2 separate regions of the Homo sapiens genome follow, and region 1 is linked to region 2. Evidence: chromatin loops called from intact Hi-C (ENCODE). Cell type or tissue: heart left ventricle. All regions are shown on one strand. Each heading gives the region's core, and the rest is flanking DNA. Links, peaks and the distances in the headings are about the cores only.

Region 1 (2,924 bases), core at 331-2,830, 530 kb before region 2:
CATGTAGTTCTAAATTTTAACTTAAAAGCTACAGAACCCATTTATACCAAAGGTCAGTTAATCCACATGAATTGCTCATGCTTAAACAGCATCAAGGGCTCCTTCCTCTTCAGGGAATAACACCTTAATTTTCTCTTGCGGACCCACTCTCGGTCCATGTGGTGTGCATGGAGCTGGCACTCCCCTACGTCTACCCCTCCAGGTATGGGTATCAAGGCTGACTAAGTGGAACATACAATCCCTTAGTCACGGGGACTGGTCCAGAAATAGGCAGTCACACAAGCCATGCTAATGAGATGTAATCCCAGAACTTTTGTTAGAACTGCTGCAAAGAAGATAGTCTGCATTCCACTGGGAATGGCAGGCTATGTACTTGGAGTTGCTATCTTATCACCACATGGGAAAAGCTGACTTTGAATCATACCAAGACAGAGGAAAATAGAGTCGAGGGATGGAGAGTGACATATTCCTGGAGATGCCATTGGAACATCCGGATTCATCCATTTCTAAATCCCTAATACACCGGACTTAGTTACTTCGGTCAGTATGGTCTCCATTTTGCTAATTTAGTTGGAGTTGGATTTCTGTCACTTGGGATCAAAGAGTCTTGTCTAATACTCTTTTTTAAGCTTTAGATTCTTGATCTGCAAAATAAGGCAGTTGTGTCTCTAAAATTCCTTACAGTTCTACCATTCTGTTACAGTACTGAATTTACCAATTTCACTGGGCTGCTGTGATGATCAAATTAGATAATAAATAAGAAAGCACTTTGTCAATTTTCAAGTGCTTTACAAAGAGTACGACTGGCTATGAAAATAATATTCAAATATATGTGTATTTGTGTGTACACTGAAAAATTAGGAGGCTCCAGAGTCCATTCCATTTGTAATATAGTTATATAAGAAGCATAGACTCAGAAAACAACAAAGAAAAAGGTCTCACTCTTGTGCTTCTCTCTTAGGAAATTCACATTTTACCAAATCTCAAAGGTTTCTGCTCATAATATCTTGTCTTCCTAAGTTCATTACCAAAACCCAGAAGGGTCCTTTTCTTTCACTTAAAAAAACAGTGCCTATTATTTTCCACTTTATTTCCATAAAAATGACATTAAAGTGCTCCTTGGGGATGTTTTGCAAACACTTTCAATCACCAATCACTGACTCTGAAAAAAAAAAAAAAGGAAAGGCATTTTATTTTCCTTCAAAGGAGGAAACAACCCTCTAATAATGTCTAAAGGGGAAAAGGGCTCTATAAAAATGGGCGCCGTGAAAAACCATGGAAAAGATAAAAGAAGTCAGGGTTGAAGGACATTCTTCACTGGGTCTCTTCCTCTCATCAGGCACCTTCTTAACATCCAGGTGCACAAGCCCCCTGCAGTCTAGCAAGTACACCTTCCCTTTCAGGTCTGCACAGCTGCACAGTCAGGCAAGCAGCTACTAGAGGGCAGCAAAGGATCAGAAATGGGAGTGCAGGGCTCAGGCAGGCTGGCTGGGAACTGACCAGACGACCAAATTGAGGCCAGATACTTGAAGACAACCTCGGTCCAGTTTCCCATCAAAAGACAGGAAGGATCATGGGATCCCTCTAAGTTCTTAGATGAGTATAACAAAGCTTGTGTTGACAGTAATCCAAAAATTTAGCACAGTATCTGGTGACAGTAACAGAGGCCGAGTTGTCAAGAAACGAGGGGCACATGGGAAAGCCAAGGGGGAGCCGAAGTCCAGGAAAAGCAGGCGGAAGGTCAGGGGAACCTGGGTTCTGGTCAGAATTCTGGGAACCAATCAAGTCAATCATTGTCATTGTCATCATGATCATCATCAACATGGCTAGCACTCACTTACTTCTCTGTGTGCTAGCCATGGCTTAAGTCTATATATACATTTCAAAAGGCATATGCAGGAGAAACATTTTTACCTAGCTTTACTGAGGTGTATTTGGCATAAAATAAAAATTGTATATATTCAAGGTATACAACATGATGATTTAATATATATATACACTGTTAAATGACCACAATCAATTAACATATTCATCACCACTCAGCATTGATGTGGGTGTGACGGGGGTCATGAGGGTACTTAAGATCTACTCTCTTACCAAATTTCAAGTAAACAATACAGTATTATTAACTATAGTCACCATGCTGTACATTAGATCTCCAGAACTTATTCTTTTTGTAATTGAAAGTTCGTACCCTTTGATCAACATCTCCCCATTTCCCCCACTCCCAGACCTCTGGCAGCCACCATTTTACTCTTTTATGAATTGGACATTTTAATGTATTGTAATTTTAAAATTATTTATTTTTATTTATTTATTTATTTATTTTTGAGACAGGGCCTCGCTTTCTTGCCCAGGCTAGAGTGCAGGGATGTGATCATGGCTTGCTGTAGCTTCAGCCTCCAGGGCTCAGACAATTCTCCTGCCTCAGCCTCCTGAGTAGCTGGGACCACAGGCAAATGCCATCACACATGGCTAATTTCTTCTATTTTCTGTAGAGAAGGGCTGTCCCTACATTGCCCAGGCTGGTCTTGAACTCCTGGGCTCAAGCAATCCTCCTGCCTTGGTCTCCTGAAGTGCTAGGATTACAGGCGTGAACCACCACATCCAGCCAAATTTGACTTTTTTAGATTCCACATATAAGTGAGATCATATAATATTGGTCTTTCTGTGTCTGGCTTATTTCACTTAACATAATATCCTCCAGGCTCATCTATATTGTAGTAAATGGCAGGATTTCCTTCTTTTCATTGCTCAATAATATTACACACACACACACACACACACACACCACATACACCATATTTTCTTTATTTACTCATTTCTTGATGGACACTTAGGTTGTTTCCACATATTGGCTACTGTGCAATTAACACGGAGGGTACAGGTGTCTTTTCAAGATGCCGATTTCATTTCTTTTGGAT
Region 2 (2,924 bases), core at 195-2,694:
GGGCTTATCTCCTACCATTTAGTACTAGGGAGTCATCTAGGGTACTTACCACTTCTTGCTCAAAAGATCCAAATAACATGATGTTATCAATATAGTAGGCCAGTGATGTTCCACGAAATAACAAGAAAATCAGTACTATGCAGGCACATTATGACAGAGAGCAAGAAATGTAACACAGCTCTGGGTCAAGACAATAACTTTGTTACTGTATAAAAGCAAACTCCTTTTGATTCTTTCTACTGATTGAGATTGAGCAAAAACACATTTACCCAATTAATAGTTGGATATTGAATACGAGTGACTATGTTGATCTGTTCCAATAAAGATACCACATTTGGCATGGCAGCTGCAATTGGGGCTACTACCTGTTCATATTTATGGTATTCCAATATTACCCCTCATTATCCATATGGTTTTTGCAGGAGCAAGAATTAAACCTTGATGTGATGGAGACCACCATCCCTACATATTTTAAATCTTTTACACTGGTACTAATCTCCACAATTCCTCTCCATTGGTATTGCTTTTCATTTATTATCTTGGCCAAGAATGGGTAGCAGTTTCAGGGACTTACACTTGCTACTCCTAACATTTTGGACTTGACTTTATAAGGGCAAATGTTAAAGTTCTGTTTGTGTCAAGAATTTTTATTTCAGCTATATATTCAGGATCAGGAAAATAACCACAAGATGAATCTGTGGAACCACTGGATCCACTTTAAGATGGGCTTGGGCCAGGACTCCATTTATCAACTACTTACATAAATTTTACTTTTTCCCTGGCCCTCCAAAAGCCTGTATATTTTCCTTTCTCCAGTTGGCAGTTATCCTGGAAAAAAAAATGACAGATTCCTTTGGGAAATGAATGGACAAATAGATACCTATGATGACATTACAGGGTACTTCCTCAAGGGTACACAGCCTGTGTTTCAATCAGTTGGCTCTCAAGACTATAAACTGGCTTAGATCTGAAAAGCAAACGAGATATTGCAATTTTCTATTATAATGGCTGACATCAGCCCAGTACTCACCAGCTTTCATTTTTAAAAAGTATTGTTGTTGTCACTGTTATACAAATCAGGTAACACCTTACTCCATTGTTCTCTTGTTTTGACTGTAGAAACACTATGATCTAATGGCCATCACCCTAAATCCCTATGGATCAAGGCACCTTAATTGCCACTCCATTTTTTCTCTGTTTATAACTAGGATAACCAAAGATTGATTGTGAAAACCAGGACACTTTTGAGAGTGAAAGCTGGCACTAGTAATAATATGCTGGGAAAATAGGCAAAAACAGTCCTGTGCAAACTATAACATATGTTGACCTTACTCGTTACGGCAATTAGATCCAGCTTGCCTCTGATGATTCAGTGCTGCCACCTGGCTTCTGCCACTTCATACTCATGAATCCGTTCATACTCACGATTTCCCAAAATCACAACTCCATGGCAGCATCACACACCATCAGCTCCAGCCTCTACAAGACAGCCAACATGAAACTTCTTGAAGATGTTGATGACACCTTCATGGGTACATTGTTTGTTGCCTTAAGAAAGGGAATATCCTGTGGGACCAGTTGGGTGGCGGGTCCTCAGGTATTATACAGTAAATCCTTTCTAACATTTCCATATCCTTGAGCCTTCTGAACTCTTTCCCAATCTTATGCCAAAAAAATTCTGGCATCTTCACTTCATTTACTATAAGCTACTGCTGTATCCAAATTTCAAAAGGCCATCCCAGCAGACTATGAAGACTGGTTCCAGGTGTCTTTGCCAAAACACTGAATCCTGAGACATAGATGAGTGTCTCCATCAGTAAATTCTCTTCTATCTAGCCTTATATTTCACGGTCCTCCCCAGTTCAGTGTTCTCCAGGTGTGGTCCCTCTCATGTTCCTCTGGTTCATGATTGTGCATATGATCCACATAATTAAATTCCCTTGACATGTAAGCTATTTCTTTTTGGAGCAGGGTATTTCCTTATTCAACTTTGGCTAAAATATGACCCTAGTTATGGGGGTCATACTCCAGGTGAGCCTGGATTAATGAAGGGTAGAATCAGTATGTTAGTAAAAGGCACCATTTCATGAGACACTTGCTACAGCTGAGATCATTACATAGTCTCCAAGTACAGGAAGACCTCTCTCCCTGGCAAGTAGAAGGGTCTGCTTTTGCTTGCCAGAGGGTTTAGAAGAACTTAGGCATTAAAGATTCTCAGGCTCATCTATCTAAATGCCCTAGTTCCAGATCTCAGAGCCCTATTTTGTTTTATATCGAGGTCCTATCTTTACACAGGAAATCTGTCAAGTTTGCACAGTCATTTTCCTTTGAAGCACTGCCACCCTTAAAATCAGATCCAGGGCCTGGTTTTCAGCACAATCTGCCATGTGGCGGCAGGAGTAGAGCAATAAGCTGTATTAGCCAAGGTCTGAGTATTTCCTTTCTATTTAGCAGTCATTATAGTAAGTGAAAGCAAAGTCTCTTTAATTAAAACTTGGAAGAAGATTTATAGTATATTCTTGTGGCTGAATTGCAGGGTCCTTTCTCAAGGGGCCTACCTTCCTCTTCAATCAAAGGTATTTGAGTTTGTGAACTGGTTTAGATATTCAAGCTAGACAAGGGGCTTTGACTCTCCATTGTGGTGACTCAAGTCCACTTTCTGGCCATGAGACCTAGATTTTTTTTAAATCCTGTTATAAGGATCAAGTAACATTTTACTATAATGTCTATCTATTTCACTTTCCTAGCTGATGGCCAAACATTCTGATTATGCCTTTATCCCTCACACTCTTTACTATAAATGTGTCCTCATTGTCTTTGGCAGGTAAGTGCTACCATTTGGCTCTGGTATGCCAGGATCTTAGCTTCTCCATTGAAATCAGGGGACCAATTGCAGTGCCAGCATCTTTCATCAACCCTACTGG

What was found. Peaks named below come from ENCODE experiments on the same cell type or tissue, not always from the same donor. Only the 100,000 strongest peaks of a DNase experiment are listed, where the experiment ranks them.
Region 1: a loop joins it to region 2, with 9 times the contacts of the local background. A loop is called at or near these places in 10 of 110 quality-filtered maps.

The regions. Positions count from the first base shown.
Region 1 is chr12:66,687,607-66,690,530 of GRCh38, forward strand. It overlaps a transcript of GRIP1 not described here. Among named protein-coding and RNA genes, the nearest start is that of GRIP1, 10 kb to the left of the region's middle. RefSeq lists a silencer at 1,486-1,535. In heart left ventricle, for the core only: a CTCF peak has its summit at 1,439; no DNase peak of the experiment used is centred there.
Region 2 is chr12:67,218,885-67,221,808 of GRCh38, forward strand. No RefSeq gene overlaps it. Among named protein-coding and RNA genes, the nearest start is that of CAND1, 49 kb to the right of the region's middle. In heart left ventricle, for the core only: a CTCF peak has its summit at 1,390; no DNase peak of the experiment used is centred there.